7 separate regions of the Homo sapiens genome follow, and regions 2, 3, 4, 5, 6 and 7 are each linked to region 1. A link is a loop called in an ENCODE intact Hi-C map of the cell type or tissue named here. Cell type or tissue: ascending aorta. All regions are shown on one strand.

What was found. Peaks named below come from ENCODE experiments on the same cell type or tissue, not always from the same donor. Only the 100,000 strongest peaks of a DNase experiment are listed, where the experiment ranks them.
Region 2: it touches region 1 in a loop (2.0-fold over the local background); 5 of 110 quality-filtered maps call a loop at or near these places.
Region 3: it touches region 1 in a loop (3-fold over the local background); 46 of 110 quality-filtered maps call a loop at or near these places.
Region 4: it touches region 1 in a loop (3-fold over the local background); 10 of 110 quality-filtered maps call a loop at or near these places.
Region 5: a loop joins it to region 1, with 3 times the contacts of the local background. A loop is called at or near these places in 12 of 110 quality-filtered maps.
Region 6: it touches region 1 in a loop (7-fold over the local background); 82 of 110 quality-filtered maps call a loop at or near these places.
Region 7: a loop joins it to region 1, with 3 times the contacts of the local background. A loop is called at or near these places in 6 of 110 quality-filtered maps.

What each region holds. Positions count from the first base shown.
Region 1 is chr9:14,351,485-14,355,484 of GRCh38, reverse strand. All of the region lies in intron 1 of NFIB-AS1 (NFIB antisense RNA 1), which reads right to left. It also overlaps a transcript of NFIB not described here. Among named protein-coding and RNA genes, the nearest start is that of NFIB-AS1, 36 kb to the right of the region's middle. In ascending aorta, a CTCF peak has its summit at 1,816 (motif pointing right); a DNase peak (open chromatin) is centred at 1,834; H3K4me3 peaks cover 2,751 bases; H3K27ac peaks cover 3,844 bases.
Region 2 is chr9:13,703,934-13,707,933 of GRCh38, reverse strand. No RefSeq gene overlaps it. Among named protein-coding and RNA genes, the nearest start is that of LINC00583, 220 kb to the left of the region's middle. In ascending aorta, no CTCF peak of the experiment used is centred here; a DNase peak (open chromatin) is centred at 1,743; H3K27ac peaks cover 1,307 bases.
Region 3 is chr9:13,445,347-13,449,346 of GRCh38, reverse strand. LOC105375977 (a long non-coding RNA gene) reads right to left here. Exons shown (of 4, transcript XR_929484.3): 3 at 2,754-2,877. Among named protein-coding and RNA genes, the nearest start is that of LINC01235, 16 kb to the right of the region's middle. In ascending aorta, CTCF peaks have their summits at 2,053 and 2,252 (motif pointing left); no DNase peak of the experiment used is centred here; H3K4me3 peaks cover 79 bases.
Region 4 is chr9:13,031,967-13,035,966 of GRCh38, reverse strand. It overlaps the pseudogene LOC100130801. Among named protein-coding and RNA genes, the nearest start is that of SNORD137, 61 kb to the right of the region's middle. In ascending aorta, a CTCF peak has its summit at 1,588 (motif pointing left); a DNase peak (open chromatin) is centred at 1,586; H3K4me3 peaks cover 955 bases.
Region 5 is chr9:13,568,583-13,572,582 of GRCh38, reverse strand. No RefSeq gene overlaps it. Among named protein-coding and RNA genes, the nearest start is that of LINC01235, 140 kb to the right of the region's middle. In ascending aorta, no CTCF peak of the experiment used is centred here; DNase peaks (open chromatin) are centred at 1,806 and 3,935; H3K4me3 peaks cover 1,165 bases; H3K27ac peaks cover 2,986 bases.
Region 6 is chr9:13,425,433-13,429,432 of GRCh38, reverse strand. The region is part of intron 1 of LINC01235 (long intergenic non-protein coding RNA 1235); the gene reads left to right. Among named protein-coding and RNA genes, the nearest start is that of LINC01235, 3.9 kb to the left of the region's middle. In ascending aorta, a CTCF peak has its summit at 1,720 (motif pointing left); no DNase peak of the experiment used is centred here.
Region 7 is chr9:14,011,000-14,014,999 of GRCh38, reverse strand. All of the region lies in intron 2 of LOC101929507 (a long non-coding RNA gene), which reads left to right. Among named protein-coding and RNA genes, the nearest start is that of LINC00583, 85 kb to the right of the region's middle. In ascending aorta, no CTCF peak of the experiment used is centred here; no DNase peak of the experiment used is centred here.

The sequences.
Region 1 (4,000 bases):
TATCATCTTGTTGTATTGGTTTGCTGCGCTTGCCATTACAAAATACTGCAGATTGGGTGGCTTAAACAGCAGAAATTTATTTTCTCACAATTCTAGGGGCTCAAGTCTGAGATCAAGTTGTCAGCAGGGTTGGTTTCTTCCGAGGCCTCTTTCTTTGTAGATGGCTACCTACTCCGTCTTCATATGGTCTTCCCTCTATACATGTCTGTGTCCTAATCACTTCTTACAGGGACTCCACCAGTCATACTGGATTAGGGCCCACTTCATAATAACTTAAGTACCCCCTTAAAGGCCCTATCTCCAAATACAGTCACATTCTGAGGTATCAAGGGTGATTTTGGAGTGGCACAGTTCAGCCTGTAACACAGCTTTTCCCTTTGGGGAGGGGTGCAGTGTTCCAAGTCACTGTGCTTACTCCAACCCAAACATGCTCACACACACACAGCATCTCCCCATCCCTGAAGCAGGGGTCGGTTGCTATAGGTCATCTCATTTGTGCTGCTGTTCTTCCTCTGGTTCGCTTCTCTCATTTAGAGAGACCTGCTCCTCCCCTGCCGCACAAGGAATAGTGACAGTGTTCACAACAGGACAAGGGCTACACACTCCCTTCACATCTGTAAAGCTAAGGTTGCTGTTCAAGTGATCCTTCACGGGACAATCCATTTCTACACACACACACACACACACACACACACACACACACAGAGTACCCATTACATAGAGATAACCATTTAAATGCAATGCTGAAGGAAAAAATTGCCATGAGGTATAACTGACTGCTCACCTCAGAAACTAGATTTGGAGATTTTAGGAGAGAAAAACCCTCAGCGACTACATAATTATTCCCCAGGGCTGATCCCACTTAAAAATTCACCTGACTGTACAAGGGATGGCCCTAAATTTCAATGGAAACCCAACCATGTAGCCCCTTAGAGAGACCGTACTCTCAAATTGGTCTTTGTACCTATTTGTAGAAAAATGTTAGCCAGATTATAGCTGAAAACTCTGCTAATTCTGGGGAAGATTTTGGTCTTGTGCCTGGAACTATTGAAGCATATATTCACACCTACCACATGTAACACTTAGTAGCAGAATTTCCAGCACAATACTTTAGTACTTTATTTTTAAAAGAAACAGAGCAGAGACTGAAGCCCTGTTCACTCTGCAGCTTTCTTGCAGGAGGCTCCACAAAAGGTGGTGGTGAGGGAGGTTCTGTGCTCAAAAGAGCTATTTTTTTATTTTTAAAAGGAAAGGAGACACTAAAATCTTTGCTCACAATTAGGGAACTCATGATGCTGAAACATAACATTTGCACCTGCCTGTAGATTGAAAAAATAATGTCAAATTTGCAAGGCTCTGAGAAAATAGGGTGCGGTGTATTAGTGATTTAATCAATCCCAATCAACATTAGAGTTCAGACAACACCTTACAGACATCTTACTGTAACCCCTTTGGTTTTTAGAGAAGGAAGGGGAGGTTGGAACATTTTAAGTGATTTGCCCCAGATCAGCTCTCCACCTAAAATGCAGGTCTTTTCTTTCAGATGAGCGTACTTTCCACTGCACCAGGCTACTTCTAAACAGGCATTGTCCTGTCAGCCTCAATTGCATGCAAAAAAAAAAAAAAAAAAAGACAAAACCCCTCTCGCTCTCCACTAGAGTCTCTATTTGGACTCTAGAACGGACAAAGCAACGGCTATTTCAACTTCAACTCCCTTAGCAAATGGAAGAAAAGGCATCTGACCCGTGGACTCCTCCAGCTGGTCCCCGGGTCTCACCGCCTGCGGGTCTCCACGTCAGCTCGCAGGCATCGGCGGCCAGTCGGACACCAGGGGGCGCAGCAGCCTTTGTCCTGACAGGTATTGAAGAATGAAGCCAGACTGGGCCGTCAAGAAAAATCTGACTTCCCTCCTTTCAGTTTCTCTCATTGGAACCAGCCCACTCCCCAGCCCCCTTCATTCGCCTTAAAGCCATTTTCTGCTTCCTCCTCATGCTCAGATTCTCAGGGTGCAGGGATGCAGCAGTTCAGAGACCCCTCTCCAGGAGCTCCCCCGCTCTGCCAAGGACACCCTAGCAGTGGTCCACCATTTGTTCTCACTTGCAGGCCTCTGAACTCAGGATGTTTTTGGCTATTCTTCCTGAATGAAGAACCCTATAGAACAGGACCAGCTTCCCAGAAGAACTGTCACATCTATCCTCTAATATCCCTCCCCTTTCCACGCACAAAAACAATCACAAATTAAATAACATGTCTGGGAAGCTCACGCGGCCTGGACCTATCCCTCACCACCCTCTGTCTGCCCCTACAGTCTAAGGACAGCCTTTGGTAGTAGCTACCTACCCAAAGGGACAGGCTGCAGCACCTTCACCATACCTCTGCCATTCTCACCAACCCATGGTGCACCCCAAGCAGGATAACTGCCTCCTTGTAACCCCACCAGCTTGCCTCTGTGTGCCCTCCAGCAGAAAGAAATCCACTTGACCCTTGCCAAAGTCTCCTGATTCCAAAGATTCAGTAATAAATGAGCATCCTCTTCTACTTTAAGACATACTCCTAACCCTGCCCCTATAGACACAAACGGACACAATGCAAACCCTCAGATGTCAAAAACGTACTCTTTCACAAAGACTCCTGAAACTCCTCTGTTCCAGAGGGAAAGGCTACAGGGTCCTTCCTATGCAGGCCTTTGAAAAGCAGCTGTATGTTTACATAGAGAGATTCCAAGTTTACACAGTCCTTTCCCTGTCTGTTATTGGAGCCTCTCAACAACGCTGAGAGATAAGCAGTGAAATCTAAAGCTTAGAGGCTTGCCTCAGGACCAGACCTAGTACAGCGTAGAAACAGCACTGAGGGCCCGGGTGACAGAGCATGGAAACACTTGCTTGTCCAATTGCACCAAGGCCTGGAAGAAATGCAGCCACCATAGAAGATCATCAGATTACATACACTGAGGGAGCCTGTGGTCTCAGGAGCCAGGCAGGGGCAGGAGGAACAGTGCAAAAGAAGCGGTGATGTCAATTCTGACCCGACTCTTCTTTTTACCTGTGGCCTCGCTCACTTCTTTATTTCCACGTTCATCTTAGCTAATGTAGAGTACCGGGAAGTGCTGAGCCCGGAGACAGGTAGCCATGGTTTGTTATCTTGGTGGTGAGCCTCCCAACTCCACACTCATAAAATAATGATAACATCTATTATATATACAAATACATCACCAAAAAAAAATGAAAAAATCAGTGTAATTCCAGGAGACGGAGCAGGGTAGGAGACTTTTACTTTCATTTTATGCTGTTTTCTATTATTTGAAGTATCTGGATTTACGCATGTGTTCCTTTTATGATTTTATTTTTAAAATTTTATTGGGGTTAATGATGCTCTTTAGCGTTGCTGCAAAGATGACTTATGTAACATATCTGGCATGGTACGTGGTCTGGTGCACAGTTGATGCTCACTCAACAGTAGTTTATTGTTAGCTATATACTTCCGTCAGAACTGTGGGCAAATGGGACCTCAAATCAAGAGACCCGGGGTCTGTGGCACACTCTGCTCTCAGATCCATGTATGCCTTTTAGTAAGTCAAGTCCCTTGGAATCTATGTAAACATAGTAGCTGCTTTTCAAAGGCCTGCATAGGAAGGAATCTGTGCCTCAGTTTCTTTATCTGTAAAGCAATGAGACACAAGCCACTTGATTTGAAAAATGGTGAGAAGGACAGGACAACATGCTCACCACCCAAAATGCCTGAGATACCTTCTAAAATTCAGTCACAGTCTTTGCAAGGGAGGCTTCTTAAGTTTGAGTTCATCAGACAGAAACTCTTTCTAGGAGAAGTTGTCATCTAGGATAGACAGAAAGGGCTGGAGATAGCTGAATAAGTTCTAAAGCAAGTACAGAAATTAAATCAGGAAACAATGTGTGAACAGTATAGGGCCATCAGCGTAGGATGGGAGGTGAGAAAAGAAGGTTTGAGGTGTTCCTTGAGTGCAGTTGGCACCACGATCATT
Region 2 (4,000 bases), 650 kb after region 1:
GTCTGGGTAAGAGCAGGGCATTTTTGCCCTGGATGTGAGTCAGCAGTATTACCATATAAGCAGAGTCGTGCAAAGGGTGCTTTCAGTTCCCTTTCCATGTGGGCTCAGGAACTTATGTTTCTTGGCATATAATGGAGGAATAGTCTGATTCATTATTTCCCCAAAGATAAAGCCATTGTTGAGAACCTTGGGATGGGCCAACTTGCCTTCTGCTGTATACAGGGAAGTTTACCCCCCAGGTTATTTACAATGAGTTATAAAATCAAATATTCAGAATCTTCTTCCTAGTAAATCATCACACATATATTTGCACGCTATTCTACATACACTTGTATAATAAACTAGGTAGTTTTACAAAATCATCCAAGATTCCTAACTTAAGGGAGGTAAAACAATTAATGAGACAATTGTGTTCAATTTTACTACGTGGTTGGAGCCAAAGAAATACATGGCACAACCAAGAGACCTGTCCAACAGTGGGCCAGTTCTTCTAGGCTGGTTTTGCTTACTCCTTCTATGGGCATTTGTTATAGACTTGGAGTAAAAAGTTCTTAAGATGAATAACAGTAGCAGTAGTTACGTCTGTTTCAATATCTACATGTATGTGTTATTTACGCAGGCACTCTTTCTCAGCTCTAATTTCATTACCTGTAACTTAATTGCATTTATTTCTAATATTTTTTTCTATAATACAGAATTCAAATCCTAGCTTTACTACTTCTTAGATATGTGACATTGGCAAATAATTTAGATTTCCAAGCCTCAGTTTCCTTATCTATAAGTTGGAGATAATGCCTCATGGAGTTCTTATGAGGATTAAAATACGAAAGAAAGTGTCTGACAGGGAGTAGGTGCTCAAAAATTGCTGATTTTCTTCTTTTTCTACCTCTTACTGCACCCCATTCTGCTTAATTTTTTTTTATGTAAGACATACCTCCGTGGTTTCAAAACATCTGGCTGAAGGGTGAAAATGAACACAATCACCCAGGTGTTTGGCCTGCATGATGACAGATATCAAACACTTAGAACCATCTGGGTGATTGGCATATTTTCTTTTTCACTTTTATCCAGATGTATGTGGATATAGCCTTGGCCAAAAGGAAAAAAATCACCAGAGTTTTTCTTAAATCCTAAATTAATACTTTTTCTAAAAAATACTATTATTTGAATATCATTCATTTATTTCTTTTGAAAGTTTTCTTGTTCAAGATGCTTTTGAAATAAGATTGTTGCTTAATTTCATTTCCTGTAACCTAGGAATTTTTAAAAAAGAAGGAAATGACTCCATAGATTTCAAACCCCTGTGTTTCTATTCAAGATAATTAAGGACAAGAAACACTAAGTGGTGATTTCAAGACACAGAGTTAGATAGAAGCAGAGCTGGGACAAAAATTGTTGCTTGACATTAAGCTGAAGACACCTGTTCACTACTGCCTATCTTTTTTGCATCTATGTCACATGCATTTTTACAAATATGCACAAAGAACCACATACAACTAACTTTTATACACATAGGACACAAAGATAATTCTAATTTTCTTCCTGACAGTCATATTACTGTAACACAACTTTTTTTCCAAATATTTTTTGAAACTTGCTAGTAAGCCCAAGAGAATAAACCAGGCTTCACTGTACTCAGTCACACGTGCATCCAGTAACTGCACTCTGACATCTGCCATGCAGGGCATTGCTTAAATAGATGTCGTACTGAGATCTGGTATCCCGTGAGCAGCTGATGCAATTCTCCTCAGTCACAGGGATGAAGCTTGGATAACATTGCTGGCTCTGAGAAATCCCCAAGTCACAAAGAAATGATTCCATTGACCTAGCGGCTTTGCACTCCCAATACAACATGTTCTTCAGCAGCTTCCCAAGGGAGAAAATAACGTGAGAGTTTTTAAGAGTGCTGAAAGCTTCCCCTCTAATCAGCCTGTGTGGATTCTGCTAGCATTCCAAGGCGTCTCAGACAATCCCTGGAAAACTTTGGGGACTCAGTGAGGTTTTCTAAACATTTTTTCTGCCTGAAGATACTAAAGATAAGCAGCTTCACATAATTACATTGTTATTTCAACACGAACACAACTTATCGACTGCCATTTCAGTCTCAAAACAACTGTACATCTCAAAGAAGCCCTCCCTTATAAATTCTCAACCCAACAGGGTATTGCTTTTGTCCAATTATTTTTTAGGGTTGGGGGAAATCAGAAGACTAGCATATCTTAAAGCATTTACTTTAAAAACCTCTGTTCTGCTTAATTCATGTCTAAAAGCTGAAGTGGATGGCTGGCCTCGGGTGAAGGAAGAACATTCCTGATGAATGGACTTGTCAGTCATGTGACCAGCTGCAAAACAGTCTGGAATACAGAGATTATCAGCAGTCAAAGGTTATAGTGGATGACTGTGCTGCAGCAATTGCTAGGATCCTAAGTCACTAAGACAGGAACCTGACTACCAGCGTTGGCTAAGCTGGAAATAGCCCACATTTGCAGTCTAACCAGTGGTATTATGAAGTCAGTTTGTAGCCAAATGTTAAATTTCAGGAATGTTGCAAACCCACCGATGTTACCTTGGTAGCTTAAAATTTACACCATAGTTATTGGCACATGCTACAAAGAAGGGCTTTTGATTCCTGGAAAGCTGGTTGTTAAACCTTTATTAGCACATCACTGAGCCAAACAAACCTGACTTAAAATCCCATCTTTGCCACCTGTGACAGATCAACTTGCAAAGGCAGCAGTCCTCTGAGACTTAGTGCTGTGGTCTCTAAATTAGGAAGGATAATAATACCTATTTCAAAATATTATTGTGTGATTAAATCAAGCATTGTGCTTAACCAAGTTTAGTGCTCATCAGATGTATTATTCATTTAATAAATATTAATAGAATACATATTTTATGCTGGAAACTGTGATTGGTGCTAGAGACACAAGGGTGAATAGACTGGCAAAGACCTCAAAGTAGACAGGTAGCACAGATAGATCAAATACTAATTACAATGTAGTATGAAAGTGCTGCAGTATGAGGTGGAAATGGTCACAATTGGAAGAGAGAGGGAGGAGCCATCATTGTTAATATTCCTTTTAAAGAGTTACAGTAGTCTGTGATGAGTGAGGAATATTTGACCAGCCATTTCTAGACATGATGAATCATGGATCTTTTTAGATTCAGAAATGTAGAGATCAGGGCTTCTGGAAATATGTGGAAAGTAAGGCAACATTTTAGCATTAGAGAAATATCTACTTGTAGATTGTGATTATAGGAGCATAGCTCTCTATCCCAAAATTTAGTCTTCATTGCCTGCTATTCAACCATTACAGTAAATTCCTTGGGTCTAAAAGTTGTTGTCCATTGAAATTGCCCTCTAAAAGGCAATATAGTTTCCGAAAGGCATACGCCCTACTGCATTATTTTGGAAAAACCTGTAATTAACAGGGATGGGCAAAGAAGTTAACATTCCTTCAGAGTTAGCTATGATCAAGGCATTTTACACTGCTATCTTATGTCATCAAAACAACATTACTAAAAAATAGATACTGTTATCTCCATTCTGCTGAAGATAAACTGATACTCAGACAGTCTAAGTTATGAGCCCAAGGTGGAGCTGTGATCCAAACTTAAGTTGGCTAAATTATGAGCATTAAATTGATGTTAATATTTAATTATAATACACTTACAAGGTCCTATCATGAACTTTATTTTATAAATGAGAAATTTAGGGAACAGAGCTTAGTAAGTTTCCAATAAGAGGCAAAGTTGGGTTCAAATCTACAACTTTTCTCATCAATACCATACTGCATGTTTCAGTTACCACTTTAGCAAGGGACAGTTAACAATCTAATGAGTATAAGAATCCTTTCTATAGGATGAACTCCTCAAAAGAGACATTGATAGCTAGGGGTTAGAATGAGAGACTAGAAGAGAGGAAAGGGGTCTGGGGGATAAGAAGGCTTCAAAGACAACTTAGTCCTGTCCCAGTATTGGCTGAAGGATAGTGATCATA
Region 3 (4,000 bases), 910 kb after region 1:
AGAAATATGTATTCCTCATCCCATTTTACCCATGCTCAAAATAAACGTATAAGCTAGTGGGGTAGATAAGCACAGAAAGAAATATGTGCCAATACTTTATCCCTCCCAAATTGATTAACCAGTCTCTACTGGAACATTTTCTGTGATCTGCTCTCATCAGCCTCTGCCTCAAATGTACAGGTAGTGTTGATCAATTTCTCTATCCAAAATAGCACTCCACCTCTTTATCCTTTTCTCTTTATAGCACTTAGCACCTCCTGATATATTGCATATTTTTGTTCCTCTATTTATTGACTCCATACCCCTCAGCTACAAGTGAAAGCTCTGTAAGAGCAAAAACTTTATTTTGTCCACTGCTTTATTTCCTCTGCCTAGAAAAATACCTGGTACATTATAGGTGTACAATAAATATTTACTGAATAGATCAATTTTTAAGAAGTTTATTTTTGCTATTGTGCCCAAACACGCCATGCTTATTTAAGTCTATTTCACTTCAATTTATAGCTGGATTCATTTTGTGTTGTATTTCACTTTATAATAGTGAAAGAAAGCTATTTACATCTCATGCTAATATCTTGACAGTGAAATCAGATGCCAAATGGCAACTTCTTTCTATTAATCCTTGATAAGTATGCTAAAATTACATCTAATATCTTTAATGTCTTTTCCATATGACAGCTTGTCAATTACTGGGAGACAGTTATCATATCCAACCCTACTAAACCTCACCAATATTCTCTTATTCAAACTAAAAGTCTGCAGTTCCTTAAACCATTTTTCATATGGCATATCATGTCTCTTCATCATTCTTGCTACTTCCATTCAGTTGTGCCCTGATTTGTCAAAACCCATTTTGAAATGCGGTGCTCAGTCTTGAACATAATGCTCCAGTTGAATTTTCTGCAGCATAGCATAGAATAAGATCTCAACTCCTTTTCCCACATTTCTATTAATGTCTCCTAAGGGACTCTTACTTCTACTCTTAAGACATGCTTTCCTCTTTTTTGTATCTTCAATATTACAAAATATTTTTTGAATATAAAAATGACTATTTAACAGTTGGTTCAGTCCAATCTCTACCAGCTAAGCCAGGAGGAGGCAGCTGATCCCTGAAGGGCAGAAAAAAGCAAGCCTTGGGGAAGCAGGAAATAACTAGCCAGCACAGAAAGGTCTCCCGGTGGGAAGGAGGAAACTGTCTGCTGCACACAGTGTAATCGTTTGCAAATTATAATGTCTTCTACAAACACATCTCCCAATAAGAAACGAGGCTGCTCATTCAATACTGACAAGTGTTTAAGGCTATCTCCACAAGATACCAAAACATCTGGAAGAAGAGAGGTGGAAATCACCCAGATGTTTGAGGAATGATAGGGTTGATATTGCAGCTAGTTGCAGCTGCCATAGTCCTTTTTGGCATTTTTACAAGATCTCATTGAACTTCTTATGTTTCTTCAACATACCAGTTTTATAACATGTGTGCACTCACATGCATACACACACACACAGAGAAAGAGAGAGAGAAGTTGTGAAAGATTTCCATAGCTTTTCTAACAGAAGGAAAGGATTTAGATGTATATCTTCAGGGTATATACATTAAGGAAACATGTCAGTGTGAAAATACTATTTACACTTGAAAGATGCAATAGAATTTGGATTTTCATTTGTCAGTGTCTTCCAATGTTCAGAACTGCTCTTATACCAGAAACATGTTGGTTCCCATGATGACAAATATCAAGTGCCTATTTCTAGCACTTTCGGCTTTTATTTTGTCAGTTGTCTCATCTGCAGCTGCCTGATCTCTAAGGTTCTCTAAGCTGTGATCCATGATTCTGGGAGTCCATAATACAGAATTGTGATCTATCACTACTGTGGTTATGGCTTTTTATATAAATCTAGCCCCTAGGGAGAGTTCATACAATGAAATATTAAATTAAACATTTAAATTATGTTCTTCCATAGCATTCCTATTAGTTGAAGAACTACGGGAAAAAAACAGAGACCACAAAGAATGATATATGGATCTGTTTCCATAAATTTACTTTTCTGTCAAAAATTGTGTAGATTCCCTTTATCTTTCACTCTGAGTTATAGTCAGTTTTCTGTTGGAAAAGAGACAGATCGCAGTGGCTAACTGCAGGATTTTTTTTGCCATAAAAAATCATACTGTGATAATTAGGAATATTTCTAATGCCGCTGAGGAATGGAAAGTAAAATGAACATATTGCTTTGAATTAAAATATGGAAATTTATAGCACCACCTATTGGTTTCAAAATAAATATTATTTTTTTCTAGTTTTAGTAATTATAAAGAATAGTATAAAGGTGCGTTATTATTATTTTGAGATATATGAAGATTAATATTTTTAGTTCCTAGTGATGCTATGGAAATTTTTTTAAGCAAAACTCATATTCAGGAGTTATGCCAACATGACTTTTTAAACTAATATAAATTAAAGCTGTTATATGCCAGGGAAGTAAAATAGAACTGGGATTTTTATGAACACATTACTTGTGCCATGTTATATAAAAATTTTTAAAACTCCTTTTGATTGCTATTCCTAAACTGATGATGTGTGTTGGGCTCCGCTTTTTCTGCTGTCCAATTGCAACAGAGGAGATAAAATACATCTGGTCTTTAATTTCTCCATTCATGTCTTCTTCCCCTAAAATCTGGAGAACACGCTGAAAATCTCTCACTAGAATAAACTCTCATAGCATTGGCTATTTTAGATTCTCATTCAGATAGTCCTTACCCTTTTATTTAGTCCAACTTCTATAACAACGAAGGAGCTGGCGCAGGAATCTTGAAACAGTGTCCTCTCCGCTCCGCTTCAGCCTGTACCACTCTGCATTATTTTCCAGAATGCATGACCCCTCCTAGAGAACAGAGGAGGAAAGAGCCATTCTTTCCCTTTCCCACACGTTAGGAAGCATATGGACAATACTTTATGGAAACTCCCTTCCCCACCCTCGGGAGAACTGAGTTTATGAAAGGATCACTTTCTGGAATAGAGCTTATGAACACATTTGTCTCTCTGACCCTAATTATTTTACATGGATTATTTTTAAAATCAAGTTGCCCTTTTTTCAAAACTTGAAGAGAAGTAGAGGCCTTGAGGCCATCAAAATGACATCCTGGCCCTAATATGTGCAGTAGCCAAATGATCTGGAAAACTGAGCTCTATACAGAGGCCCTCTGAATAGAATTGAAGGGAAAATGATCTAATTTAGAGTGCACATTAAACACAGGTTTTAAATGGTTTCTTTTCATTTAACCAAATACTCACTTTTCCAAAATGTCAACAGGCATTAAAATATGAAGGATGACTAAATGTGGAAGCAGAGGAAAAGAAACAAAACAAACAAAATAAAAGTAATACTTGACTCTAACAATCACAAGAAATTAGATTATCAGAATTGTTAGGCCGAACTATATAAATTATATTTTTGTAAGTCAAAAATGCCAAACTGTAAATGTCACATAGTTCATTCTAATATTAAGTGAAGAGAAAAAGAATTCAATTATGTTTAGAAACAAAAATGAAAGACACAGAAGAGAAGAGCCAACAATGCTAAACATCATTCAGATAGTGATAGTTAGCATTTTAGGCTTTCTTAACCAAAATTGTGAATGTGGTTCACCTTAGCTCCCTCATGAACTGCCTAGTGCTAATTTCTAATCATGAGCACTTGCCTGTACTTTCACTCCAATGCACTGCTTCTCACCCAGTTTCTGATGGGTAGTTTAAAAATGTCTATGTTTAGAACTACCTGTCTTTTATGTAACAGAATTTCAAGATGGGATCTATGATCTTCTTTGGGGATTAAAAATAATTGCAATTTTATCTTTTTTTTTTATTTTTAGATTTTAAGAAGGTTAGGAATATCCACAGCCTGATTAGACTCGGAATCCTTCAAGACCCATTTCATTTTTTACTTCCCCATATTCTAAACAGGCTTCCCACTAAGCAGCCTTCACATCCTCCCTGCGGGTCTTACT
Region 4 (4,000 bases), 1.3 Mb after region 1:
AGGGAGTGTGGCTCTGAGAACACCTTGATACTGGACTCCTGGACTCCTGAACTCAGAGAATAAATTTCTCTTGTTCTGATCCACCCAGTTTTTGGTATTTTGTTATGGAATTCCTAGGAAAGGAACACCACCACTTTGAAAAATGTTGGCAGTGTCTTGTAATATTAAACACCTACAACTTCCCTATGACCCAGCAATTCCACTCTTAGGTATTCACCTAAATAAAAGAAAGCATATATCCACACAAATACATATATAAGAATGTTTATGGAAGCTTTAGTGATAGTAGTCAAAACTGGAAACATTTTAAGGATTTACGAAGAAAACGAATAAAAAATTATGTTCATATAGTTGAACACTATTCAGCAATAAAAGAATAAAGTACAAATGCACTCTACAGTGTGGATGAACATCAAAAATATATTGGGCAAAAGAAGCCAGACACAAAAAACGCATGTATACTGTGTGAGTCCATTTACATGAAGGTCAAAGTCAGGTAGAAGTGTTCTCAGGTAATAGAAACCAGTGAGGGCAGGGACTGGCCTGAGAGATCATGAGGAAACATTCTCACGCATTGGAAAAGTCATGCGTCTTGATTGTGGCAGTGTTTTACATTAGTGTATACACATTTGTCAAAACTCACTGGATTATTTCCTTAAATGAATACACTTTATTAAATGTAAATTATAACAAAACATAAACCTTGGAGCAAGCCCTCGTATATAATGCTTGCCTCAATCAAAAAGAAAAGAAAACCCCACTTTAAAGACTGAATTAAAAACTTCTATCCCCATTCCCTTTCTTTCTTTCTTTTTTTTTTTTTTTTTTGAGATAGGGTCTCTCTGTCATCCACCCAGGCTAAAGTGCAGTAGCGTGATCATGTCTCACGGCAGCCTCGACCTCCTGGGCTCAAGTGATCCTCCCTGCTCAGACTCTGTAGCAGCTGGGACTACAGGCACAAGCCACCATGCCGGGCTACTCTTTCCATTTTTTAAAACTGCATTAGTTATCTACTTTCTAAACTCACTTTTAATTCTTAACAGGTAAGTGATTATCATGTAACTTATTTTTGTTCTCCAACTTTTCCAATCTGCACTGAACGTAGCAATCGTCTGTAACTGTCTACTTCTTCTGTATATGTTGGCAAAGGCTTAGGTTTCAATTTCCCTAGCTGAGGGGATTATAATGACTTAGGACACCATTTGCTCTCTTGGTTATTTTGCTTAGGAAGGATAGGTACTTGCAGGGGCCAATGAAGGGCAAAGTAAAAATAACTATCCTGAACTACAGATACACAATTTAAACAGCATTCAAAATGTTCTTCTAAAAAAAAAAAAAAAAGGAGTACACAGAATTTGGCCTGTCACAGAACAAAGAAAATACCAGCTTCAGGTGGACAGTACCCCAGTTCCGTTCTGACAGCTTCTTGGCAACTGTTAATATGTATGGAGCTTGAATGGATGGGTAGGAGGGAGGATCGGAGGGGAAACAGCAGAAGAATGGGGGCAGAAGAGGAGAGGGAGGGACGTGGAGGAGCCCAGGGATCCACACTGCTCAGCTGCTTCTGGGTTTACGGTGCAGCGCGAGCGCCATCATGTGCTCATCTCTGTAACTTCAGCGGAAGAAACGCGTTTTTCCCCGCCACTGCATTTGAGGAATGGAAAAATAAACCAAAATCGTTCATCGGGCCTGAGAAACCTTGAGAAGCATATTACCCTACGGTTGTTTTTTCATCGAAAAGTTGAAGGATTTCTGACATCTCAATTAGTAACGCATCTGGAATGTTTGCTCTCCAGGTACCTATTATTTGTTCCTTCACTCATCAAATATTTATTGAACGCTATGTGCCAGACACATACAAGCAGGAGAAAGGCAGGCGTGGTGGTCTAGTGGGGCAGACAGACATGTGAACAAATGGCTACAGCAGTCTGATAAATATTCTAATGCAGGAATGAAAAGAACATCTGGAAGCTAAATGAGAGCATTTAATATTTGACAGAGACGTTCAGTGCTATAATCTAATTATTGTATTGAAAACCTGTGTTGATCCTATTACTTGTATCACTTGTCCATAACCTCTTTAAAATCTGGCTAAAATTATTAATTGGTTGATTGATTCAAATTATTTATTGAGAGCCAATTATGTGCCAGGTACTACCGCTGTATCACTATTACTCGTATCAATTTTGTCCATAATCTATTTAAAAATCTGGCCAAAATTATCAATTGATTCATTGATTCAAATTATTTATTGAGAGCCAGTTGTGTGGTAGGTACTACTGTTGGTGCCGAGGGATACAGATAAAGATGGGAAAGACAGAAAACAGTTCTTCTTTTGTTAAGCTTAACTTCCATGTGTGGAAAGTGAACCATCAAGAAAAAAATGTTTTCTGTCTGTCTTTGATACAAAAGCCATTTTCTTGTTTATTGCCTGTTTATCTATGTTATTATTTCCTACTTTCCCTCTATAGCGTTTATTCCCCACTTTTTCTAAACAGTTGTTTCAAACTATTTCAGGTTACACTGAGAGTTTAAACAAGCATAGCTTTCTTAATGGCTTTGGAAAATTTACTTAACTTCCTATTGCTCAGAGGAGCACCAGGGTTTTAGTTAGTAGTTGAGCCATGAAGTGGGAATTTGGGAGGAGATTTCTAATCCTGGCCCTGTTATAGTTTCATTTGTCTGGTTTACCTCCCAATCTCAGCTTTTCCTGGCCACTTCAGGGTCATGCATATAATAAATATTAGGGCCAGGCGCAGTGGCTCATGACTGTAATCCCAGCACTTTGGGAGGCCGAGGTGGGCAGATCACGAGGTCAGGAGTTTGAGACCAGCCTGACCAGCCTCATGAAACCCTGTCTGGACTAAAAATACAAAAAATTAGCTGGGCATGGTGGCGCACGCCTGTGATCCCAGCTGCTCAGGAGGCTGAGGCAGGAGAATTGCTTGAACCCGGCAGGCAGAGGTTGCAGTGAGCCGAGACTGTGCCATTGCACTCCAGCCTGGGCGACAGAGTGAGACTCTATCTCAAAAATAAATGAATAAATATGAACAATCTCTGATAATTTTAGACTCAAAAACAGCAGGTAGTAGGAAGCTGGAAGAACACTTGTGTTCATACCCAGCCTCTAGGCCTCAGCGATCGCAGCGTTCAGGGAGAGCGGCAGCCTCCCTCCCTGAAGTCCCATGTGGAGATGGCCCTGCTCCAACAATGAGGCGCCGGAGCGGGAAAAAGGAACTCCTCTAATGACATAAAACAAGTGAAAATTTATATGATCAGATGAGCTAACAAGCTTGAAAAAAAAATGTGATCTTAATGAGCAGAGCATATTTGTTAACAATGATTGGGAAAATAAACCTGCTTTATGGCTATGTTCTCAAGGCGTTGCGACTCTTCACTAAATCATCCTTGTCTCATCTTGTGTTAGGTTGTTCACTTCCATTGCTCACACGTGCTCAGCCCACACAGTTGGTGTGTATAATGGGGTCATATACTACCGCTGAAAAAATTCAGAAAGTTCTGCTTCAGTTCTGCTTTTGCCAAATCACTGTGGCCTATACGTCAAGGAAGAGGGACCTAGGAAGCCCAGAGTTTTCCATTACTTTCCCTACCAAATCAAAACACAACCCAACGCCCATGCTTGTAAGCATATCGGCTTCCGGTTCAGCTTCTTTGGAAGATTCTTTTCACTTCCACTGACATTTGCAGGGAGAATTATATTAAACTGAAGCTAATAAGACCATGTGTTACTTCATATAAAATATAATTGTAAATACAATCCTTGGCAACTATTTATTTTACCTCCAGGTGTCTCGAGTGTTAAGCACCAAACTATCTTTATTTTCTTTATGAATTTATAGGAAAATGTCTTTATGGTCACAGTACCATTTTGAGAGAAAAGAAAAAAATCTTTCTTTAAAACAAACAAACAAACAATTCTTGTGGTCAATAATTGAAATTATTCTCTGCCTAAATTGCTCTATATTTACATGACCTAAAA
Region 5 (4,000 bases), 780 kb after region 1:
CCACTACACATCAGATCTGAATACAATGTGTTGCCCTAAATTCCTTCAGCTTGAAGAAGTTCAAAATCAATAGAAGTTAAGATAGATAAAATATGAGAAATGAGGGAGAGGGTGGTGTCAAAGCTCATTCAACTGTTTGGATGGAGCCACTCTGAATTAGGGAAAAGAGGAAGAAGGCCAGATTTGGTAAGGCATTGCCAACACAATTCTAATGTAAATAATAATTATTATAACTGGCAATCATATAGCCTTGTGTGGTTTACAAAGCAGTAACACAAATAATAGTTATAATAATGAACATTTGTATAGTGATCTAAAGTTAATAAAGATTAATTTGTTCCTTACAACAAGCCTGTGAATTGGCAAGAGTCAATATAATTTCATTCCCATTTTGCAGATGAGAAACCCAAGTTTCAGAGAGGCTAAAGGACTTTGAAAAATCATTTGAAGGACATTTTAGGTGTGGAAGTTCTGATATGCTATGCTATGGCCCATCGCCTATTATACTCCTTCTTCTAGTATTGGAAACACATCAGAGCTACAGTGAGGAATACAGGGTAATATAGCTCTTTGGCTTTGTGAAATAAGCAAACAACTGTGAAAGTCAGCAGTATTACCAAAAGTCTTCCACATTACTTGGAAGACTTCGCATTACTTGTGAAATGCTTGTAACAGTTACCCCCAGCTCTAGCTCCAGCTCTAGCTTCCTGGGTTTCTTCAATGTAACATGGCTCCATCCAGCAGAAGGGGGAAACCCCTGAATGTTTAGCTGGATCCTTAATTTCAAAAGCATCTTAGACATTAAGTTGTTTTTGTTTTGTTTTGTTTTTTTCTTGAGACAGGGTCTCTCTGTCACCCAGGCTGGAGTGCAGTGGCACGATCTTGGCTCACTACAGCCTTGACCTCCCAGGCTCAAGTCATTCTCCTGCCTCAGCCCCCCAAGTAGCTGGGACTACAGGTGCATGCCACCATAACTAGCTAAGTTTTTTGCATTTTTGGTAGAGACAAGGTCTTGCCATGCTGCCCAGTCTGGTCTCAAACTCCTGAGCTCTAGCAATCCACCCGCCTTGGCCTCCCAAAGTACTGGGATTACAGACGTGACCCACCGCGCCCAGCCAGATGAAGTATTAAAATGACATTTCTGACACAATTTACCTATGTTTGAAAAACATATAAGCAGCATGTGATAGCTATTAATTAAATATTGATTTATTAACACACAGGTCTCATAGAGAATAGCAATTCATGGATGAACAAGCCTTGGAAATAGTGTCAGACTTCTAGTTAGGTACCATGAGCAACTTATAACTTGCATCATGCTTGTGTTCAAATAGAAAGGAGTAACTTTCAGTTCAGTCTTGTGTACCTTACAGTGGATAACTAGAAAAGAGGAGAATGAACTCAGAGAAAAGACAGGGTTGGGTTGGGCACAGTGGCTCACGACCTAGCACTTTGGGAGGTCGAGGCTGAGATCAGGAGTTCAAGACCAGCCTGGCCAACATGGTGAAACCCTGTCTCTAGTAAAAACAAACAAACACACAAAAAGACAAAATCAAAATTAGCCAGGTGTGGTGGCTCGTGCCTGTAATCCCAGCTACTTGGGAGGCTGAGGCAAGAAAACCACTTGAACTCAGAGGTGGAGGTTGCAGTGAGCTGAGATCTTGCCACTGCACTCCAGCCTGCGTGACAGAGTAAGACTGTGTCTCAAAAAAATAAAAATAAAAGACAGGGTTGAGTCTAAAAACATGACATAATAACACTGGCAGTGTACAGTCTGTTTCTGGGAATGAATTTCCTGATTTTTCTATCTCATTCACATGGCTGGCCCAAATGCTGACTGTGAACCCTGAGAAGCCTAACTGGACATTTGTCATAAACTCCAAGTACACAGACATTCTTGTATAAGATCATGGTTATTGCAAGACGACTGGTACAATTAAAGCACTTCTGTAATTCTACGTGGGAACCTGCTGTGTCTAGTATTATAAGACAGGTTTTGGACTCCAGATTTGAGAAGTAGATGACTAAGAAATACTGGCAAGTGCTAATTCCTGTCCCTGGATAAAAAAAGACCATAAAGGCCCCAGATAAAATATGATGCTGGCTTATTTTTCAGACACATTTTCTGGAAATTTGTGATCTCCACCAATCTTAAAAAAAAAAAGAAGAAGAAAAAGTAATGTCCATTTCTGGATCCTTGGGCCAGGCTCCCTTAGTCAGTTCTCTATTTTTCTTACCACCCAGATACTAAAACATTTGGCATACGTGGGATCATAGTGTTTCAGAGCTGGAAGGGAAGCTCTCCCACCCTGGTTTTATCTGTAGGCTGGATAAAGGTTTGGGATTTAGCAATAGGCTTTGCTAACTCAGCTTGTAAAAATCACATCCTTTATCAACTCCCCAGATGGTTTAGATCATTAAAAACACAACAAAACAAAACAAAAGCCCTTCAGAGTGTACACTGTGAAGATATTCTCTAATTTCCAAGAAAAATAAATATATGTCGAATTTCTCACAGATTTCTCACACTCTCTCAGTATACAGCCAGAATTGTTGTGGTGAATGGAGAACTTAAAAGCATCGTTTTTGAAACTGCAAAGCCTTGTGCTGAATACTTAACTTCCAACAGCCCCTTTGCCTTTCCAGCTTGTCCATCAGTCCCCAATTCCAAGTCAGTATTTATCTATTGGAGCTTAGCTTAAACTGAAAAGTGGATGTCTTTATTCAATAAATTTGGGGCAACTGGCTCTCAATAAGCAACAAAAACAAAAAGGCTATTTCAAGTCAAAGAGACCTCAAGAAACTATCCCACCATCTGCTGGGGAGAGAGAAATGAGCCTGTGGGCCAATAGCTCTTTATTGAACAGAAGAAATAGTATTGTCATCTAAATTTTCTGCAACACTCTTTGGATCAAAATATTATAATCACAGCAAATAGATGCAGCAAATAGATGTGGCCACACTTAATGGATACTCAAAGGGCCAAACCACTGCTCACTTTGGATCATTTACTGTCATTTGGAAGTAAAACTGGGGGGCCGAGGGGGCTGGGGCTGGAGGGAGAAAGGGAGACCTTACGTTAAGCTGGCATGCACCAGTGGATAAATGGCTGGCATTTGCAGAGCTGCATTGCAGGGGAGCTTTTAGCGGTTTGCCACTGCCAGCTGATGTCTCTGTGAACATCAGTGCCAAGAAGCCAAAAATGAAAGCAGGTGCAGGGGCAGAGGAACTGAATGTTGAGGGCGAAGGGGAGGGGGATTCAGCAACAGAACTTCTGTTGTTAAAAATTGGTTGCCTTCATTAAAACCTAAACAATGCCTCACTTTAAACTCTGCATAACATTTTTAGCCCTGCTAGAGTCCTGCACACACACTTAAGACAAGCCTCTTACATTTATGCACTAGACTAAGAGACTCTTTTTTGTTTGTCTCTCTCCAAAGCTGTGGATTGTCTGCTAGACGGCTGAACTCCGATTAGAGCAGCTTTCCTTCCGAAGCCAGGAGCATCTGCTTCTGAAAGTGCCCCTTTGCTCCCGTCTCTCCCAGAGTGCCCCCTCTTCAGAAAGTCCCACTTCGACACAACCAGGGCCTGGGAACAGGGAATATTCCTGAACTCGGCGTGTCTTCGCCAAGCAGTGTCGCCAGTTCAGCTCTCTGAAATGCTGCTTTCCGATGAGAAAACAGACGGGACTCAGTGTCGCCGGCGATTTACATTTCCCTCAAAAGCTCTATGTTCCTGCAACATTGTTCCCCGAGCCCACCGTAAGTGACAGCAGGAAAAAAAAACAATGGGAGTAAGCGAAGAATAAAGGTAAAGGTTCAAGACCAACAGAGAGAAGGAACTAAGGCTTGCCACGGGGCACATTAAAAATGAAGAATAAAACAGAAAGACATCTGCCCCCTCTGCTGCCCAGCACGGCTGAGCCATTTCCAGCAGTGACTTCATCAGTGACCAGCCCAAACTGGAGAATGTGAAAGTCATCTTTCATAGAGATAGGACA
Region 6 (4,000 bases), 930 kb after region 1:
GGCACAAGCTTATGCTAGCACCATATGTGCTAAAGAATTTGAGCCAGGAAACAACTAGTATCTGGACGTTATTTACAATTTAAATTTAATTTTACATTATTATTCAAATGAGAGCTTATATATAAGTCTCTATTAAAATTAATGCTTCATATGGAATGAAATTTCACCTAAAATTATATTTTTAATAGTGCTGGGGGGTTTTGTTCCAACTAGATTTCAACCATTCAAGAAGTATAATACAGCACTTTTGGTCCTTGTCTTTCAACTGTATGAGAGGTTCATTTTTCGTTCTAAAAAGTTCTCTCAGAAAGAATAGCAAAATTAATTTTGATTGGAAGGCCCAGAAATCAACACAAAACATAGACCAGGTCCAACAGATTAAAAAGCATAAGTGATTTGAGAAAATACACACTTCCTGGAAATAGCACAGAACACTGTCCCCACTCAGTTAAAAAACACCTTTTTTTTCTTTCCAAGAAGCTCCACATGTTTTGTGAACAGGGGAAGTGATTTTGGTTTAGCATTTAGTTTGCCAATTGCAATGTGGCATACTGTCCCCAGAAAGTGGCACTTCTTTATGTACTCAGAACACAATTAACCCTATTATTTCTAGTATGCTTTCAGTGTAGCCTTAAGGAGTAATCTTAAATCTATCGGTGACGATCGGGTAGAGAGCTTAATGTTCATCTGTTAATCCGTATCAAAACAGAACACTGCTTTCTTTATCTTTTAGAGTAATTTTCTATTTCAAGTTTGGTAAGATTTCATGTCTTTAATATCATATATTTAAATATGCAATAGTTTATTTTTATGTTTACATTAGGGAGGGGAAACATTTAAGTGAATCAGAATGATTATTTCCAACTCTCTCTTCAAACTTTCTCTTACCTAGGGGGTTTACAACTGAATTCCGAGGCTGGTTGAGAAGTACTACTATCAGAGTAATCCTTTCCCCGGCTGTCTGCTAGGTTATCTGCAGATAGTTACAACTGCAGTTTATGTGTACATTATATATTAAGGTTTATTGAGATAAAGATAATACTTGGTGAAGTGCTTGGAAATTATTACTTATAATCCATTTTAGCTTAAACCTATTACAAAAAGGAGAAGTATATTTTAAACACTAGGCTGTGAATAACTGCTTTTTAAACTATAGCTGTGGAAATGAACTTGGGGTGAAGGGAATATAAGAAAAATCAATATGCTATATTTCACCACAAGGACGGCATCAAATATACCCAGAACATTAACTACAGAGGATTCTTCCTCCTGGATTAGAGATAATCAAACTTATTATCAACCTAATACATACAATTTTTCTTTTGAAAACTTCAAGTATAATTCTAGGTCAAACATCTTTTTTTGCTTTCTTTTTTTATGAGCTGGAGGAAGAAGCTGCTTTCTTTCTTGACTTGCAATCAGTCTCAGAAATGTTGAATCATTGCCTAGGTACATGAACTCAATTCTGAGCAGCTTTAATTTACAGCAGCCAACATTTCTATAACATAAGCTCTCTAAAAGGGGCCCACAGAAGAACCAGAAATCTGTGGTTGTGTAGAAAGTTTAATGGGAATGGAAAATCTCCACGTTTACACGTCTATTCTTGCATATTAATATCATTACATTTAAACTGTGGTTTGATTTCAAACATTGAATTAATTAAGGGAACTTCCAGGTCGAGTTATAATGCCAAATCAAATGCCAACAGCTCCCTCTACTGGCTACTAGGGGAAAACATTTGATCTCTATCAATCAGAAATTTGTTTACTTATTTAAAAAACATCTTCACCAAATTAAATTTTGATTAAAAAATGGCTAAGCTTTTTGGTAAACCTGAAAGATGTTCACTTATAATGATAGCAATACAAATGCTAAGAATTTTAGAAGTGGATAGTTACATGAATTTTCTCGAACTCTCGGCTTCAGGTGATCCGCCAGCCTCAGCCTCCCAAAGTGCTGGGACTACAGGCGTGAGCCACCTCTCCTGCCCAAGTTACGTGAATTTTCTAACATCAGTAAACAACTTCTGCCCTCTCTAAAAAACATCTGGTCATTCCCTTGCCTAGTACCCTCTATTACACAGAATTTGGGTTAGGGTTAAAATATAATTAAGGTTAGGTTTAGGGTTGCATTTTCTCCAACCTGACACAAATATCAAATTTGTTTTCCAGAAGCTGAGAAATCTTAATGGAAATATCAAATTTCTACATGATGCTTCCTTGTCTCTTGAGCTCTAAAAAAGACAAGAAGAAAATAAAAAGAAGTATCTATTGTTATTTCATCGAGAATAAATAGATCAGTTGTAAATTGTTTACAGTTTTGAAGCAAAGAAACATTGGATTCTTTTATTTAAACTCTGATATTTGATGTAACATGTAGTTTAGTGAGGGCAATAAATGTTAAAAATGTAAAAAGTAAAATGCATTTTCTTCTCAAAGTCCTTGCCCAATCCTTCTTGGAGACTACCCTCCACCACCTGAAACAATCAATCTATTTGGTTTCACTCATTTAGAGTTGTCTCTCCCTCAAATCCACCACCCCCACAACTCTTGGCCTCCTTTTCACACAGCCATATTCCCTGAACATAAATGGAAAATGTAATAGCACACTCAGAAGTTTTCAAATCCCACTCATTTCAACAAGTGAGACTTGACAAGGTTGATGTGATAGGCTCATGTGAGAGGTTTTAGAATTTTGACGTAAATGCACTGTGAAGGAAAACCTTTCTTTTTTTTAGAAAGGAAGCAATATAGCCCTACAGAGACAAGATCTTGCTCTGTGGATGTTCTCTGCCTTAACGATGAGGTCTTTCTTCCACCGTACCCTCTTACCGTATAAACTTTGAAAACAAACTTGCAATTTTGTTAAAGGTTACCTAGATAGAATATTTCACTCCTCTCTTTCCCTTTCTGTCTCCTCACCCCAGCCCCCCATACACTGCCTCAAAATATATGTATCCTTCATCTTTGAGAAGTGAACCACTTTTGTTTAAAGAACTATCCCTGCATCTTAAACTTTGTATCTTAATTTAGGAAATTACTGATTTCTTAAAGCATCCATAATTGTTGTCATAGCCACAGAGAATCTTTTTATGATGAGTTCTTCCTTGTTTAACAATGTAATTATTGTTGAATTACAGTATATCCTGGCATGCAACCTTTTCAGGAATGTTCTTATTTCATGAATTCTTTTAAAATACGAATTCTCTTTTTAAAGTTGAATTTTTCAAACATTAAGTTAAAACTGTAGCTTTGGCGTCAGACAGGTCTTCTGGATTCAAACCTTACCTCTGTCATTTATAAACTGAGTGACTAAGGCAAACCACTTAAACTCAGTGATGCTCAATTTCCTCATTTGTAAAAAGGGAATAATGGGACACCTCTACCTCATTGGGTGGTTGAGGTTGCCTTGAGATAATATATATATAACATGCTTTAGCAGAATGCCTGGTACATAATAAACATCCAATGTTGCTATTCCTGCTCAATAAACAAGAGAAGGTCTTATGGGAATGGAACAATGTAACTGATTATTTTATTTCCTGGGGAAAAATATGCACCATAGTAATCCAGCGAAGCTCTGAATACTGATGACTTTGATCAGAAAACTGAAAAGTAGACACTATTTGAAATAAGGATTCAAGACTGGATGCAGTGGCTCGTGCCTGTAATCCCAGAAGTTTGGGAGGCCGAGGTGGGCAGATCACTTGAGGCCAGGAGTTCACGACAAGCCTGGCCAACATGGCAAAACCCCGTCTCTACTAAAAATACAAAAAAAAAAAAAAAAATAGCCAGGCAAGGTGGTGCACACCTGCAGTCCTAAGCTACTCAGGAGGCTGAGGCACGAGAGCCTTGAACCTGGGAGGCAGAGGTTGCAGTGAGCCAAGATTCTGCCACTGCACTCCAGCCTGGGTGACAGAATGAGATTCTGTCTTAAAAAAAAAAAAGAAAGAAAAAGAAAGAAAGAAAGAGAAAAGAAAGAAAGAAAGAAAGAGAAAGAA
Region 7 (4,000 bases), 340 kb after region 1:
GTTTTAGAATTGTCTTAAAAATAAGTCATAATTAAATACATTAATAATTATTAATTTATTTATAATTAAATATATAAATTAGATAAAATTAATTAGAATAAGCCTTAAAATACCTTAAGAAATCTATTTAAAAATGAATTTAAATCATATCTGTGAAATTCCTGAAGTATAGTTGTAGAACTTGCATGGGGCTCAGTTTTAAATGTTGGTGTGCTCTTGATGTAAAAAGTACTGTTTGGTAATACAATCATCACAATCAATTTTCTTTGGTATGTGATATGGCAAGAAGAAATGATAGGATTTACCAATCTATGCCCCAAAGGGACTTATCTAAGTAATATTTCTGTTCTCCACTGTTTGATCCATTTCTCAGAAAAGTAGCTAAATTTTTCTTACATTGTTGAATATGCAGATGTGAACCACCAATTGCTGAGGGGCACTCTTGAGGGAACATGTACAGTGGGACAGATCACTCACTCCCTTTCAGGGTCATATTGGTTCAGCCCAATGAAGAGATTTTGTGTTATGTGCAAGTTGTCATGATGTACTTTTTAAAAATAGTGTCACTGACACATATCCACTAAAATAAATTAACTTGTCTATCTTGACTGACTCACATTCTAGAAACAGCAACTTCACATGCCAGTGATGATATGAGCCATGGGGATGGGTAGGAGTGGGAACACACCAGCAAGAAGATGGCAGTGCCAGAGGCCTTTTAATAGTTTTTAGCAGAGCAGTGCAGAGGTTATGAGAATAAACCTGGACTTTTACAAGCCTGGGTTATAATTCAAGCTCTGTTGCTTTCTGGATGGGCAGACTTAATTTCTTCAAACTCAAGTATTCAGACAAAAAATACAATGGGGAAGAATTATAACTTTCTGTTGTAAAGAACTAATGAGTGAATGCTTGCAAAATACTTAGAGCAGCATGTTGCACATAGCCAGCTCTCAATAAATGATGGCTATTATTATTGGTAACTCTTTTAAAACTAAATGTTTGGTCTCTTGAAATATCTTAAGCAGGATGGTTTCAGATTGTCACCTGCTCTTAATTGGTGAGCAGGGCTGCCACCCCAGGCTCAGATTTAAGCTGGTACAGACAGCCCTAGTGAAAATGAGCCTCCACATCATTAAATCTATAGTTGAAACACTTCTACTGCACACTTGAACACTTGAACACACACATTTCATCTTTCTTGGCTATTTGGACTTATTAAGCATTTCTGTAATACTTGTTTTCTAAGTTGGCTGCTTCTCATTAGCGTTTCCTCACATCACCCCATGTGAAAGATGAATACAACAGTCCATATTTTACAGACTAGAAAATTGAGGTACAAGTCAGCCTAGTGTGGTTTGGCCAAAGGCACCAGAAAAATAAGCCCTGGAGCTCCAGAATGTCTCACTATTGAGTTATGGTTGACTTGATGAAGGAGAATGTTCTCCATAGAGATTCAGAGCATTCAAATAAAACACAAAAGTGATGTCCTCTTCTTTGCCTAAGAGCAAACATACTACCTATAGTCATAAGATGGCAGCCAGAGATACCACTGTAAGATCAAATCTGATCAAGTCGCTTTTCTATGTAAAACCTTGTTCTGGCTCTCTATGACCCCAGGATAAAGTCTATCTTCTTAATGTGGCATATATGGCCTTCCCTGTGCTCCTCTGCCTCCTGCTGCCAGCCTCATCCCTCACTACTTCTGTCCTCACTCCAGCCATGCTGAAGACTTTCAGGTCTCTTAATGTGCCTTTGCACATAAAATGTAGAAAAGAACCTGGCTCTATCTTATTTCCTCTCCTTTAGTTGTATGTCCCCGTTTTCCAAGAAGTCTCCCTAGATTTCTCAAGGCTGGATGAGTTGGCCCTTCTGTATACTCCTACAGTACATGAGATTTATACCACTGATCTCACTAAAACTGTATTTTAAATCAGACTATCCCATGAGCCTGTTATCTCCTTCAGGACAGTAATTATACCTGCTTCATTGTAGATCCCCAGCTCCTAGCGCAATGCCTGCAAACAGTAGAGATACAATAAATACTCTTTTGATTGTATGAATGAGCAATATGCCTTGTGATTTGACATTTTCCATTTCACAAAATGGATAAATACTTCGTGTCAGACACTTTGATAAGTACTAAAGTACAATACGCTATGGCTTGAAGATTTAACAGTGGAATTTCTGGCAACTGCCAGGAGGGAGGTGAGGTGAGCTATGAAGCCTATTAGTGTGGGTGTTTGCATTAAGATATATCTCAACCTGGTCTCTTGGTCTTTAATAGGTATTGTCCAAGTGACCATATATTATAGTTATCCAAACTGGTACAACTTTGACAGTGGAAGTGGGCAGTATTGATAATTGTATTTTGACAATACGCATAGACCAGGGCTATCCCAGCAAAGTGAGTGTGCGGTCACTCTAGGTATATGGATTGGCCTAATGTGCTGTTAGTCCTGAGCTAAATCCCTGGTTTAACTGATCTATCTAATGGACTCAAAGCTGCTGCTGGGTGAGAAATCTCACAGTTGTACTGACTGAAACAGCTAAGAGACATGTAGCAGTGACTTTGCAACATATGGCTTGACAATCCTCTTCCTGAGGTAGCTCTAAACATAGTGGTAGTTATATCTCAGTGACAGTAGCAGGTGAGAGTGGCCGTTAAGCAGTAGTTCTGTCACTCAGTAAAAGTTTTGACACCTGGATTTGAACATGAAGGATTCTAACTGGGGAGCTGAAAGATTTCCAGATCAGCCGAATTGCTCAAAGCTGCCAAGTTGGCCTGAGAACCTTCTTTTGTGAGTGAGATATGAATGATAGTTGAAACTGCTTCTTAGCTGGAAAATGCAATTTAAGCATATGTTTAAAAAAGCAATAATTAAAATATTACTATTTCAGAGCTCTTCGGTGCTCCTGAATCCATGGCTTTGCCAAATGCTTAGCTGTGCAGAGGGTGATTATCTTTCAAGGCCAGGATAGTAGCTCCCCAATCACTGCAGTGTAGCTCTCAGCCTTGGCATGAGCTTAGGAGGTGAAAGAGGAGGACTTACATATTAGCAATAAAGGTGAACATTTCTAACACCTAGAAAGTGTTGAAATTCTGGTTAGCATGCTTATCTTGTTTTGGCAAATGTCCTATATTAAATGGAAGGTGGCATATTCCCTTTATTAAATTTCTGTTTTCTTTTCTGATAGGATTTCTCCAAATTTATGTCCATTATTTATGCCTAGAAAAAATTAATAATTTGTAGCTAACACATTCATTGACATAATACAATCTTAGTTACTGTTGTAATGGTTTTGGATAGGAGTTAGAAATTCCTTTGTATTAACAAAAGTTTAGGAAATGTATTACTGTTTAAATATTCCACACAAATGAACATAGATGGAGATAGCAAAATAAAAAACAAAACAAAACAAGACTCTGTGAAGCTGGTTGAAAGCGTTCACACCCTGAGATGTCAGCTTGCCATCCCATCTTACCCTTTATTTAGTCTTAATGTTAGTGTCTATTTTTTTTAAGACTGAATTGACCCTAGGTGCGTTTATAAAATGACATTTTAAATTCCCTAATTCAAACTTCTAAGTCAGAGCTATAATGTTGCTTTAGGGGTGAGTTCCTCCAGGAGGAAAACAGCAACAAAACAAAATATTTAAAAAGGTCATGAGTCAATTGTGCCAGTTACGTGCCATGTCCCTTTTGGGAAAGAACAGTGCACTGTGTGCAGAAAAGAAAGTGACCCATTGCTTGGTATAAAGAACTGTAATTGATGGGATATCTATGAGTATAAAGTATTTGGAAAGCAAATTGTTGTTTATACTCTTTATGACTTTCCCTGGCCAAACAACAGTAGGTATTTCATGCCAAGAAGGACTGAGGGGTTTAGAACAGGAATTAGGAAGGAAAAGTCACCCTTCCAATGAAGGAAAAAAATGGCACTGGGTGGGATGTGGTGGCTCACACCTGTAACTCTTAACACTTTGAGAGGCCGAGATGGGT